Regions from separate parts of the Mus musculus genome. Here region 1 is linked to region 2. The links are chromatin contacts, found by Hi-C or POLR2A ChIA-PET in ENCODE. All regions are on one chromosome and are shown on one strand. Each heading gives the region's core, a stretch centred on a gene start or an enhancer-like site at or near the end of the contact. The rest is flanking DNA. Distances are from core to core; before and after follow the strand shown. Region 1 holds the start of Rasal1 (RAS protein activator like 1 (GAP1 like)). Region 2 holds the start of Ddx54 (DEAD box helicase 54).

Region 1 (6,407 bases), core at 1,648-4,147, 36 kb before region 2:
GCTGTGTTCTCTCTGCCACCCATACACCCAACCACAGGGATCAGGGGCGCTGGCTGCACCTTGGGTCTTAGCTAGCTGGCTGGGTCTTTCCCTGTCCCTCAGTCTCCCTTCAAAGCTTCTCTACCTCACCCTTCATCCTCCCCAGAGCAGACATGGCCTCAGCTGTCACGGAGGCTTGGAGAAACAGTCTCTCCCAGGTAACCTAGCTGACCCCAGGTCCCTCGAGGGAGCAAGGTTCAACACATCTGCTCCAGGCCGTGACGCACATGGTCTTATCAGGCCCCTATCAGGTAGGGGCCAGAGTGGCAGGCAGAGCTGGCCTCTCCCAGGCCCTGGCCTCTCCCATGGCCCCTGTCTGAGTTAAGCATGGGAAATGTAACCCTCAATCTTTACTTGCCTGCCTGGTACTGTTCATACATTAAAGTCATTGGTGTTTATATCCCAGCTATGTGATCTTATGACCACGACTGCCTCTCTGGTCCTCAGAATCTTCACGGGGATAACAGAAACCAGTTGGCCATACAAAGTGCTAAATACGATACCTGTCCAGGGTAAGTCCTTATTAATGACTGACAGAGTTGGCCACCCACTCAAACCTCGCCGGTCAGGCTGAGTCTCAGCTCTCTGCCTTAGAAGAGGGGATTAGAAGACATCACAACTAATGACTCACTCGCAGACAAGGGAGCCCCCAGCTTGCTCCGAGAAGATCCCTTTTAAAGAAGGGAGCCGACCACGAGAGAAACTGAGGCTTGGTGCTCAGCAGGCCACAGAGATACCTCTTCAGCCTTGCTCTGGGTCACAGTCAACCCCAGAGCTTACCTTGGCCAGAAAACTGGAGGGACAGGGGTGAGCCAAGATGCAAGAAAGCCCCTTCCCGAAGAATCATGGAGCCCTTGAGCCTGTGTCCTAGCCCGGTGGCTACATCTGTCACCAGCTCATAATACTCTCCCAAGACTGGTTTACCAGGTGGAGTTCAGTGAAGCAAAAGCCCTGTTTCTAGGCAGGTCCCTTCCATCAGCCACTAACTGCCAAATCTCCACTCCTGCCCTGCACTTCTGTAGTCTCCAATGCTCATCTTGAAGTGGGTGGCTCAAAGCTTTTACTTCAGGTGTGTATTTATTTGTGGTAGCTAACCAGGAAGGTGGGGTACTAAAAGTACTCAAAACAGCTCCCCTCTTGGCACAGCTACAGTTTGGAGGGTGCCAAGGAGGCTCCCCAAAAGCAAAGACGTATGCAGAATCTGCAGCTAGGGTAGTTGGGAGTTTTACCCAAGAATGGTCTCTAGGTCCCACCATGCCTGCTCATCTTTCTACAGCTGACCTCCTAGTCAGTGTCTTCCACTCTCCCAGATGGACACAGGATCTAACAGCAGCTCTTTCCAGCACTACACGACCCAGATGGGACACCAAAGGCCAGCAAGAGGCAGGTTCAAGGTCACTTAACACACCTCCGCCCAAGGATCCTGACACCTGGCTCAGGTGCTGACACCTCCAAAGCCCCTTCTGGCTTTGGACCAAGCAGGAGGGGGTAACCCGCTCCATCCACCCGCCCCCAGCCCCATTCTGCTGAGTCAGCACTTGTTGACTCCGCCCCGGAGAACCAGAGCCAAGGACAGGGGCCGAGGAGCCCAGCGCCCCCAGACCTATCACACGTGCACCTGCGAGTGTCTCTTAGATCACTTGGAGATCTGAGATAGTCCACCCTAGGTTTGCAGGTACAAAACCGGGGTTCCGGGTTAGAGGACCACCTGGTGAAGCGCTGCAAATCTAAACACCACCCCTAAGGCATGAAAAATCTTGGGGTCAGTCTGGATCACAGCCCTCAGGGGCTCTACCCCTAGTGGTCTCTGGATAGCCTCTTCTGTCGCTCGGAGAAGCCCCACCTCCAACACCTGCTGGAGCTAAGGAAGGGATCGCTCAACCCCCTCCTAGGCTCTAAGAGTACCCAGTCCAGAGCTCCTTTAACCCGTCCTGTAAGACCCACTTGGGGACATCCTAGAACAAAGACACCCTCCTTCCCGGGGGTGGGGTGGAGGTGGAGGGAGCAAGGTGCCGCACCTGCTAAGCCTGGGCGCCCCCTCCCACAGAATAGGGAGGGCGGATCCCCAGCAGCGGGTCCTAAACAGGGCTCCCCACAACCCTTCTACGCACCCCAGTGGGCACCCGGGGACTCACACGTCCTTGGCGGGCAGTGCTCGTCCCTCCACCACGCGGATACTCAGCGAGCCGCTCTTGGCCATGTCGCACAGTCCCAAACTTTCCAGGCAAGGAGTCTGCCGAGGTTCTGAGGCTGGACCAGGAGGTGACCCTACATGTCATCAGCTGCGGGCCAAGCACGCTGTCAGCCGGTTCCCACGTGTCCGGGTCTGGGGTGCGAGTGGGCTGGATGCAGGGCTAGGAGGGAGGCGTGCTGGGTCCCGGAAGGGGACATGCGTCCAGAGCTACAGGTAGCTGTGCGCTGCGATCTGGGCAGGCTGAGCCAGGCGTCTGCCGCCCGGGAGGTCCCTCCCGATCCCGCCCCCCGCAGCTGCCCCGCCCGCCCTGAACCCCTACGCGAGCGCCCCCTGCTGGCACCCCAGGCTACTGCACTCAGCCGGGGACCCCCCAGGCGCTATGGGTCAAGGGGTGGGGTGGAGGAGGCGCGAGCAGTCAAGCAGGGCTGCAGGCTGTTACTGAGCTTATTTTGAACCCTCCAAGAACCCGGGTGTCTCCTGCCGGCCCTCAACCCAGCACCTCCACACCTCTCCCACCTCCTCCACCTGCCACCCCAACACCAGCCTCGGGGTCCCGGAACAGTACTCTCTCTGGGCGGCAGGCGGCGCACGCTCCCTGGGGGTCTGATGCGAGTGGAGGGAGGGACCTCGAACATCCCCTTGCATCTTCTCTTCGTCTCCAATTAAACCCGGAGTGTGCCAGCGGAGGCTCCCACGTCACCGGCTGCCACTGCGGGGGAGGAAGCCGCGGCCGCAGGGGGAGGGGAGGCGCGGAGATAACACCGCCCGGGCGGCACGATAAGAGCCATCTGCAATCCTCGAACACTTAACCAAGTTCCAGGCACGGCTTGAGCCTTTCATGGGGATTATCTCAGTTTTGAGCCCTCGGCAACTCTGTATGTCATGGGAGCCCTCTATCTATGGATTTAAAAACAAAACAAAACAAAAAACCAAAATAAACACACACACACAAATTGGGGTCCTGAGAGGTGGGGGACACTTGCCAGAAGTCTCCTTTCTGGGTTTGAGTTCTGACTCTGCTGCCATTTGGTAGATGTGGTAATGCCTGGTCTTAGATGAGTCAGTCACTTAACCTCTCTGTTCCTCGGTTTAGTTTTCTCATCTGTTCAGGGAGCATGACACGACACGTGTCTCATTTACAGGGTTGAGAGAGAATTAAATGAGATACTCCCACACGGGCCTCAGAAGAGTGGTACACACCTAATCAGGCACAGAGCATACGGTATTTTTTGTTGTTCTTCTTCTTCAAGGTGTGCCTTAAATGTCACGTCTCCTGGCAAGGCTTTTAGGAGGCCCTTCCACACCCCCCACGCAAAGCTCTTCTTCCTTTTTCCTCCGTTCCCAAGATGCTTTGTGCCTTTGCGAGTTTTAAATGGGATCATGTGAACAGAAGGCTTGTCCCAGGGTAGACGCTGGCAGAGCTACCTTCCTTCTCGAAGTCTGTGGTTTAACTAACTGGGGAGTATTCAGAAAGGCTGGCAAGGGCAACTTAGGGCCGGGCACCCATGGGAGTGCAGAATGAGGTCACCTGCAACTGCCCTGACTGGCAGGACTGGGAGCACCTGCCTAGCCCTGGGAGCACCTGCCCAGCCCCTGGAACTGGAGCCACCTAGTGGTCTGAATACCCTCCCTCCCCCTCTTCCCAGCCAGCACCCATTCCAGATGGAAGTGAGCTGGTACCCTGGAATTCTATCCTGGTGGGTTTCCGGGAAGACCACAGCAGGCCAACCCAGGGATGACCCAGGGTTGAGTCCAAAACTGCAGCAGCCCCTCCTCCTCCACCCCTGCCTCCCCCACCCCCACCCCCCACCCCCTGCCTACCACCATCTGCAGCAGTAACTCTACGTTTTTCTGGGGAGGAAGAAGATTTGCCCTGTGGTTTCCCTGCACACACACACACACACACACACACACACACACCTGGACAGACACCTTTGCCTGGGTATTTTGCCCCTAGGGTTATAGAGACAAGTCATCCAGGTCCCCGGGCACCCTGATGGAGTGTCCAGATTCCATGACGTACTGGCCAAACACAGCCATCATTAATCCATATTCCAAAGTGAACAGGAAGCCCTACTTCTAATTTTCCTAACTCTAAACCCGCAGTGGGATCTGTCCAGTCCAGCTAGGCCACCAAGGACCAGCTCTGTCACCTCCCTCCTACTTGACACCAGGTCCTCTGGCACAGGGGCCACAATCTCTACATTCTCTATATGACCCTCCCTGACTACTTCCTGTTGTTCTAAGAAACCTTGAACTAAAACAGGCGGGAGGCTGGAATGGAATCCTGCTCAGACAACCCCGATCCAGGACCCAAAAGGGAAAAGACAGCCAGGGAGGGTATGTATGACTTGCTGGGAGCCAGCAGCCAAGACAGAAAGAAGAGACCCTGGCAGCCATCAGTTTCACACAAGACCCAATCATGTCCCCTTCACATGGCTAGTATGAGGCCAGCTGTTCCAGCTGTTCTAAGTATACAGTAGGTGCTTATGAACCCCTCTCCCAATCTTCTTAAGGGAAAAAAAACACAGTCCTTGCTAGCTCTCTGCCATGTCTAGCATCTATGGCTGCAGACATCATGTAGACACTTAGGTGAAGCCAGGGTGTGATGGTATGCACCTGTAATGGCAGAACAGGAGGCTGAGCCAGAAAGATCGTGAAGTACGGGCTAGCCTGGGCTACAAAGGCTAAAAAAATAAATAAATTAGTGTCTGGGGCTGCCGCCCAGTTGGTAGCATGGTGCCCCAGGGTGGCACACAACTGTAAAACCAGCACTTGGAAGACAGCAGGAGGAGGATTAGAAGTTCAAGGTCATCTTTGGCTATTTGGTAAGTTTAAGGCCAGCCTGGGCTACACCTCTAAATAAATAAAGCCTTAGGTGGAGAAAGTTCTAGTTGAAGGTCTTCTTCAGGGAAGGGGTCTTCTTAATGAATCCCGGCACTGGATGATCTCAGGCAGGTGAGTTACCCTCTCGATGCCTCTGTTTCTTCCTGTGTGAGTTGAAGCTGCTACCAACACCCATGTCACTGAATGCATGAGGGTGTGGAGGAAATGCCAGAGGCTTCAGCACACCTGGTATACAGCAAGTGCCTACTAAGTGTCATGGCCATCATGAAGAATCCCCAAGCCTTCAGTACACCTGGTATACAGCAAGTGCCCACTAAGTGTCATGCTCATCACGGAGAATCCCAGCTCACTCTGGAGCCTGGAAATCCCACCTTGGCTTAACACCAAGGCTGGACCTTGAGGATGTGCCAGCCCCAGCCCCCCCTCTCCCCCCAGTTCCAGGGATGGAGGAAGTGCCACCTTCTATCTAGCTAGAGGAAGTTCCCGTTCTGGACTGCGGATCTGGGGGAATCTGGATTTTGTTTTTTTGTTCTTTTAATCCAAGCAGAGAGATCCAAAGATCAGAGTTCTGCCCGCCCTTGTAGGCTCATTGCCCAGACCTGGCTGAAACCAGCACTTCACCCCCGTGTGTGACATGCTCCGCCAGGGCCCAGAGAAGCTCACAGACTCTGAGCAGAGCATCCCTGCCCTAACGTCATTGAGTGAGCCTATCTCAAAAAAGAAAGAAAGAAAGAAAGAAAGAAAGAAAGAAAGAAAGAAAGAAAGAAAGAAAGAAAGGAAGGAAGGAAGGAAGGAAGGAAGGAAGGAAGGAAGGAAGAAAGAAAGAAAGAAAGAAAGAAAGAAAGAAAGAAAGGAAGGGCTGGCAAGATGGCTCAACAGCTAAGAGCACTGACTGCTCTTCCGAAGGTCCTGAGTTCAAATCCCAGCAACCACATGGTGGCTCACAACCACCCATAATGAGATCTGATGCCCTCTTCTGGTATATCAGAAGTCAGCTAATAATAATAAATGAATCTTTGGGCCAGAGCAAGGACTGAGCGAGTGGGACTGACCAGAGCGAGCAGAGGTTCTAAAAATTCAACCCTGACAACCACATGAAGGCTCACAATCACCTCTACAGCTACCATGTTCTCACATACATAAAATAAATAAATAATAAAAAATCTTTAAAAAAAAAAGAAAAGAAAGAAAAGAAAGAAAGGAAGGAAGGACAGAAGGAAGGAAGGAAGGAAGGAAGGAAGGAAGGAAGGAAGGAAGGAAGAAAAGAGAAAAAGAAAGGAGAGAGAGAGAGAGAACAATACAAGCAGACACCCAATGTATGTACATA
Region 2 (6,470 bases), core at 2,359-4,858:
TTATGCAGCTGGAATCACAGACCTGTATCTGGCGTATTTCTATTCCTTTCTCATTTTCATTTTGAAATTAGTTCATTATTTCATCCATCTGAGAAGAGATGCTAAGCCTACCGCCATGTAGCTATAAATATAAGATGAACCCAGGTTCTGTAGCTAAATACCAGGGATCTGGTGGTGTAAACAGAACACAGATATTTAAGATGCCGTGTTTGGTGGCTACTATGCTGACCAACACAGACACAGGCCATTTCCTTCAATAGAGTGCTCACCAAACACAGTGCTGCTATCTTCCACGCTTCCATGCTGTCCTTTAAAAATGCATCACTACTGCAGTGTGCATGCACACGTGCGTGGAAGCCACAGTGTGGGTGGAGGCCCGAGTGTCCTGTGGCCATAGCCAACTTTTAAGACTCAGCTCTATCTCTCCACCCTGGTTAAGTGGGGTCCATCATTTCTGCCATTGGTGCACTCCAGGATGGTTGGCCTGTGAGCTTCTCAGAAATTCTCCTGTCTCTACTTTCCATCTCCACCCTAGGGAAGTTGGGGTTGCAGATACGGTGATATCCATCTTTTTAAATGTACAGATGTCTTGCCTGCAGATATTATAGGCAGCATGTGTGTGTAGTACCCAAGGAGACCACAAGAGGGCAGTGGATCCCTTGGAACTGGGTGAACTGAGTCCGGATCTGCTTTTATATCCAGCTTTGTAAGGCAAGTTCTAGGGATCAAATCAGGTCACCGGGTTTAACAGGCAGGTGTTTCTACCTCCTGGGCCAACTCTCTGACTTCTCAATCTGTTTTCTGGCTTAAAAATAACATGTTTCAGGGCAGGCGAGATGGCTCAGCAAGTAACACTGACTGCTCTTCCAAAGGTCCCAAGTTCAAATCCTAGCAACCACCTGGTGGCTCACAACCACCTGTAATGAGATCTGGAGCCCTCTTCTGGCGCTGTCTGAAGACAGCTACAGTGTACTTATATATAATAAATAAATAAATCTTTGGGCCGGAGCGAACAGGGACTGAGCCAGTGGAGTTGACTGGAGCAAGCGGGGCCAACCAGAGTGAGCAGGGTTGACTGGAGTGAGCAGAGGTCCTAAAATTCAATTCCCAACAACCACATGGTGGCTCACAACCATCTATACAGCTACAGTGTCCTCACATCCATAAAACAAATAAATCTTTAAAAACAAAACAAAACATGTTTTATGTGTCTTTGTATAACTTTTCTGTTTCGTTTTTGGTCTTTTCCAGACAGGGTTTCCTGTGCCCAGGCTGGTCCTCTGAACCCCCAACCCTCTTGCGTCTACCTTCTGAGAGCTGAAATGGCAGGTGGGTGGCCCCAGAGCCAGTTCCTTCACTAGACTCCTTTTGATGACACTCATCAGGTACCTTTTAGATTCTAATGAGAGAGGTGATTGTATAACTTCTTGTGGGTCTTAGGAAGGAACATGGTGGCACGCATCAGTCATCCCAGCACCAGAGAAGTAGGAGGATCAAGAGATCAAACCCATCCCTGTCTCCTCCTGAGTCCAAGGCTACTTAGAGCTACACAAGACCCTACCTGGTGCTTTAACATGATGGGCTATGACAGTCACCTCAATATGACAGTAACCAGCACTCCGGAGGCAAAGGCAGGAGGATCTCTGTGAGTTCCAGACCTGCCAGGGCTACACAGCAAGACCCTGTCTCACATCAAAACACAATGACTAAATAAAGATATACAAAAAAAGCAGGGCAGTGTGGTGGCGCACGCCTTTAATCCCAGCACTTGGGAGGTAAAGGCAGGTGAATTTTTGTTTGAAGATAAATTAGGCCAAGATTACTTGAAAGACACAGACATGCCTAGCACAGACAGGGCCCTAGGTTTGGTCTCTAACCCTGCCCAAACTAAAGGTGTGTGTGTTGGGGGTGGGGAATGAAAAAGGCTGTCCCAGCTGGGCATGGTGGTGCACGCCTTTAATCCCAGCACTTGGAAGGCAGAGGCAGGCGGATTTCTGAGTTCGAAGCCAGCCTGGTCTACAAAGTGAGTTCCAGGACAGCTAGAACTATACAGAGAAACTCTGTCTCGAAAAAACAAAAAACAAAAAACAAAAAACAAAAAAAAAAAAAAAGAAAGAAAAGAAAAGAAAAGAAAGAAAAAGGCTTTCCCCACTGATCCTAAGTCAACAGACTCTGCACCCAATGTAATATTCTGGTTTCATTGCACCGCACAAAGATGTTGGGTTTTTTCTTTTTGTTTTTTTAGTTTTTGTTTTTTGTTTGTTTATTTGTTTGTTTGTTTTTCGAGACAGGGTTTCTCTGTATAGCCCTGGCTATCCTGGAACTCACTCTGTAGACCAGGCTGGCCTCGAACTCAGAAATCCACCTGCCTCTGCCTCCCGAGTGCTGGGATTAAAAGCGTGTGCCACCACTGCCCGGCTTGCTTTTTTTCATCTTTATTTATTTATTTTTGGTGGAGGGTAATGGTACAGTGTGAACTTGGCTGCTCTCCCGTTCATATTTACATCAGGTGTGCGACAAGCCCTTTAATAAGCATGTGTTTCCCGGGTTGGAGGAGCCTTTGGGTTTTTTTGTACAGCAAAATATTAAGAATTGGTGGTGGCGCTCTTACCAGCTCAGGGTGGCCTTGGACTCCTGATCCTCCTGCCGCCACCACTCCTACCCTGGGAGCTAAGATTACAGGTGTGTGCCACAATACCTGCTTTTACCTGGTGATGGCCTTCAAACCCAGGGCTCTGCACACGCCAGGCAAGCGCTCTATCAACAAAGCTACATTCAGAGCCCACAGGCTGGGTTTTGACTTGTAAAGTTTATTACGTCTTACTACAGCCAGCCTGTGCCGGACTGGGCCTCAGCAAAACCCTTGGTCTGAACCACGGGAGCAGCCTTCTTGTATTTGCCAATGAACACCAGCGTTCTCATTGCCTCTAGCTGTCTCTGCACATTTACTGACCACTTAACGAGTGCAGCTCATTGACTGAGCTGGGAAGGAGAAATGGAGAACCAGATATACCCGCTATGCACAAGACGATGGGCGTCATGAACGATAGGCTTTTGTGCCCCACTTGGTGATCACACCTATCCCCCAAGATGAATACAACTGGAACCGGACCATCCCCAGTTCCAATCCTGCTGTCCTCCCTGACATTGCTGGTGAGCCTGGCATAGCTAGAGCACGACATAAGTCCGTAAATACTAGTTTAGTTTAAAACCGGCTTCTCAGAAGAGTGGTCCGGCCTTCCCTTTAATTTTCTCATCTAAGACCGCCCCAAACTCAGGCGGACCTTCCGCACTTGCACTTTCTATTGGCTGCGTAAACTCGAGCCCGTCCCCCACGCGAAGGGACCCAATGAGGGACCGCGATTAGTGAGACGGACAAGCGGAAGGGCGCAGGCCGAGAGCCCGAACAGGGAGCCCCCTCGCGCTCTTACCTTCCTCGCCCGGGCGTCATCCTCCGCCTGGATCTCGAACTCGCCGTCATCCGAGTCGCTGTCGCGGCCTTGGGAAGCCCCAGTTCGGCGTTTCCGCAGCCTCTTCTTCTTCCACGGCGCCATGGTGGGACGCGACGGCGGGCCAGGTCCCACACGTCTGCCAGCAGCCATGCGGGCCGGGCTCTTAGACCCGGAAGAGGGCGGGGCCTAAGGGACGCGTCGACTGCGCGGGGGCGGAGCCTGTGAGACGCAAGAGCGGCGTCGAGAATCCAGGTTTCACCCGTAGGGCGGGGCCGGGCCTGAGGAAACCAACCAACTTCGCAGGGGCGGAGCGTCAACATGGCTTTATCAATGGGCGAAGCCAGAAGGAGGAACCAACAGAACGGGGGCGGGGCCTAAGTGGTGTACCAGCCGGGCAGAGGCGAGGCCTGAGGGACATACCAACTGGTGGGGGCGGAATGTGTCAACTGAACCGTGATAGATGCTTAAGGGACCTACTAACTGCGCGAATGCCAAGCTGTGAGAGATGTGGTAACTGTAAAGAGAGCAGGACCTGAGGGACATAACAACTGAACGTGTGGACAAACTCGAGGAATGTACCAACCACGCAAGGTTGACCCTACCAAGGGGCGGGGCCTAATGGATGTACAGATGAGGCTGGGGGTGTGGCCTGTGGAACGTACCATCAGCGCGAGGGCGGGGTATAGGGACGTACCAGTGCGCAGGGGTGGGGCGTCGCACCGGTTGCCCAGCAAGGGATGCGGGTGGGCGCGTGTCGCTGTGGCGCCCTTGCTGATTCTGTGCTATGAGGCTTTAAATGTGGCGGAGACAGAGCTTTCTGGCCGGAGGCTCCAGGAGAAAAAGCACCAGGCATGGAGATCCCGTGACGCCTGCGCTTTCAGCTCTGTAAGCTGGCCGGTGCGTTGCTACTCTGCTGTTGGGAGCCTGAGCTGGACTCGGGGAAAATGCATTTCGTATGAGACTGGTTGGCGAGGACTGGAACGCACCACGTTTGCAAAGCGCTTTGCACAAGGTAGGAATGGGGGGCGACAGTAGCTTGGGAGCCCCTTTCCCTCTTCCACCCTAATTAGTTTGTCTGGTTGGTGCCATTCCCCTGCACGCCCGCAGTCGTACTATATTTGTTGAGCATACACTGTAGGGTGTAATTGTGTATTTACTTATTCATTAAATATTTGCTGACGGCATTTTCTCCCGTCTTCACAACTAAAAAGACAGTGCCTGCTTTAGCCTGACCCATGCACCTCAGACGCCAGGCGATCGTGCAGTTCTCCGTGGGAAGTAGAAGCGGGAGGATCCGGAGTTAAAGGTCATTCTTGGCTATATAATAAAGTTTAATATAGTGAGTTTCAGGCCACCTTGGACTACTGAAATTGGGTGTCGGGGACGGGCAAGAAAGTGAAGCACTTCCAAGGTGTCCACTGAACAACAGTAGTCCTTTGAGAAAAACCAGTCGCTTTCCCTCAGCAAGAAAAAGCCCTTTTTGCCCTTGGGCTTGTTATTCCAAGCTGCTGCTCTTACTTGGAAAAGCTGATTGCTCATTCCGACCCCTATTACAGGGAGCCCTGGAGGCTGAGTCTGTCAGGCACACCACACCCACTGGGCAACGTGAAGACCCCGGTGGCACCGGCCCAGCAGCGGAATGAAAGCCCTCCACCTTCAGCACCGCAGTCCCACCAGCTACAGGGTCAAGGCCAGGGCATCCTATGTGGATGAGACCCTGTTTGGCAGCCCAGCAAGAACCAGACCTGCCCAACCAGACTTTGACCCACCCTGGGTGCAGAATTGTAACCGATCCAGAGGAGTGGGCCCAGGACCACCGAAGGGCTCTCTGGCCAAGAGAGACTGTGAGTCCCCCTCTTCCAGGGGCAGCACCCCAAACCTCACACCAAGGAAGAAAAACAAATACAGGTAAGGTGGGGGGTGCACTCCTGTTTTAAGGGTGGCTGTCTTGGTCCCTTTCCTGGTTGCCGTGATAAAATACTCTTGGCAGAAGGAACTTGGGCAAGAAAGGGTTTGAGTTGCTCTCCTTGGTTATAAGAAGTCACAGCAGTGTGGGGTGGAGATGGTTGGTCACATTGCATGCTCAGCACACTCTCTTGCTTTTATTCAGTCCCAGGGTATCTGACCCCCATCCCCCGCTTCTGACACCCCAGGCATGTGCAGGTAAAACACTAGTACTAAGGGGAAGGTCTATCGTAGGTATGGCAGCGGGCCAGCCTGACATAGCTGATTGCTCTCTGCCACTCTCCTTCCTGATGATCCCAGATCTTGCCAAGTTGGCAATTGAAACTGACCACCAGAGTAGCCGTCAGGTCTCCTGGAACAGCTTGTTAGGGACCTGTTGTGTGGCCATGGCCAAGCGCCTTGGTTCTTTTTTTTTTTTTTTTTTTTTTTAGATTTATTTTATGTATATGAGTACACTGTAGCTGTACAGATGGTTGTGAGCCTTCATGTGGTTGTTGGGAATTGAATTTAGGACCTGGACCTCTGCTTGCTCCAGTCTTCCCCGCTCACTTGGACCAACCCTGTTTTCTCTGGTCCGTCCCACTCTCTCAGCCCTGGTTGCTCCGGCCCAAAGATTTATTTATTATTGTACATAAGTACACTGTAACTGTCTTCAGACAGCACCAGAAGAGGGTGTCAGATCTCATTACGGGTGGTTGTGAGCCACCATGTGGTTGCTGGGATTTGAACTCAGGACCTGTGGAAGAGCAGTTGGTGCTCTTACCCACTGAGCCATCTCGCCAGCCCCATAAAAATTTATTAAAGGAGATTCTGGGGAGGAGGGGAACTATTCAAGCAAAAATAATGTATTTCTGCTGAGCTCACATAGACTTTTTTGGAAAAGTACATTTATATTTGGTTGTTTTGGGATGGGAGGGATGTGCACTGGTAAAGGCCAAAGGACAACTTGTTGGAGTCAGTTCTTTCCTTCTACTACGTGCATGCGGAGGATCAAACTCAGGCTGCAGGCCGCCAGTCTTGGCCACAAGCACCCTTACCCACTGAGCCTTTTTG

The links. Hi-C counts contacts between places; a loop is a spot of excess contacts on that map. ChIA-PET counts read pairs that join two places held with the same protein, here RNA polymerase II (POLR2A).
Region 1: a map of mature B cell shows a loop between it and region 2 (1.8-fold over the local background). The contact joins the promoter of Rasal1 here to the promoter of Ddx54 in region 2. A Hi-C loop is called at or near these places in 13 of 37 maps with a recorded cell type or tissue (CH12.LX, T-helper 1 cell, T-helper 17 cell and 5 more). POLR2A ChIA-PET finds 5 or more read pairs at or near these places in 3 of 5 experiments (Patski and embryonic stem cell).

What each region holds. Positions count from the first base shown.
Region 1 is chr5:120,645,302-120,651,708 of GRCm38, reverse strand. Rasal1 (RAS protein activator like 1 (GAP1 like)) reads right to left here and starts at 2,897. Exons shown (of 22, transcript NM_001359144.1): 1 at 2,799-2,897; 2 at 2,175-2,321. The coding sequence starts at 2,239.
Region 2 is chr5:120,610,268-120,616,737 of GRCm38, reverse strand. It overlaps Ddx54 (DEAD box helicase 54), which reads right to left and starts at 3,608. Exons shown (of 20, transcript NM_028041.2): 1 at 3,432-3,608. The coding sequence starts at 3,602. Rita1 (RBPJ interacting and tubulin associated 1) reads left to right here and starts at 4,149. Exons shown (of 3, transcript NM_029096.3): 1 at 4,149-4,464; 2 at 5,009-5,360. The coding sequence starts at 5,092.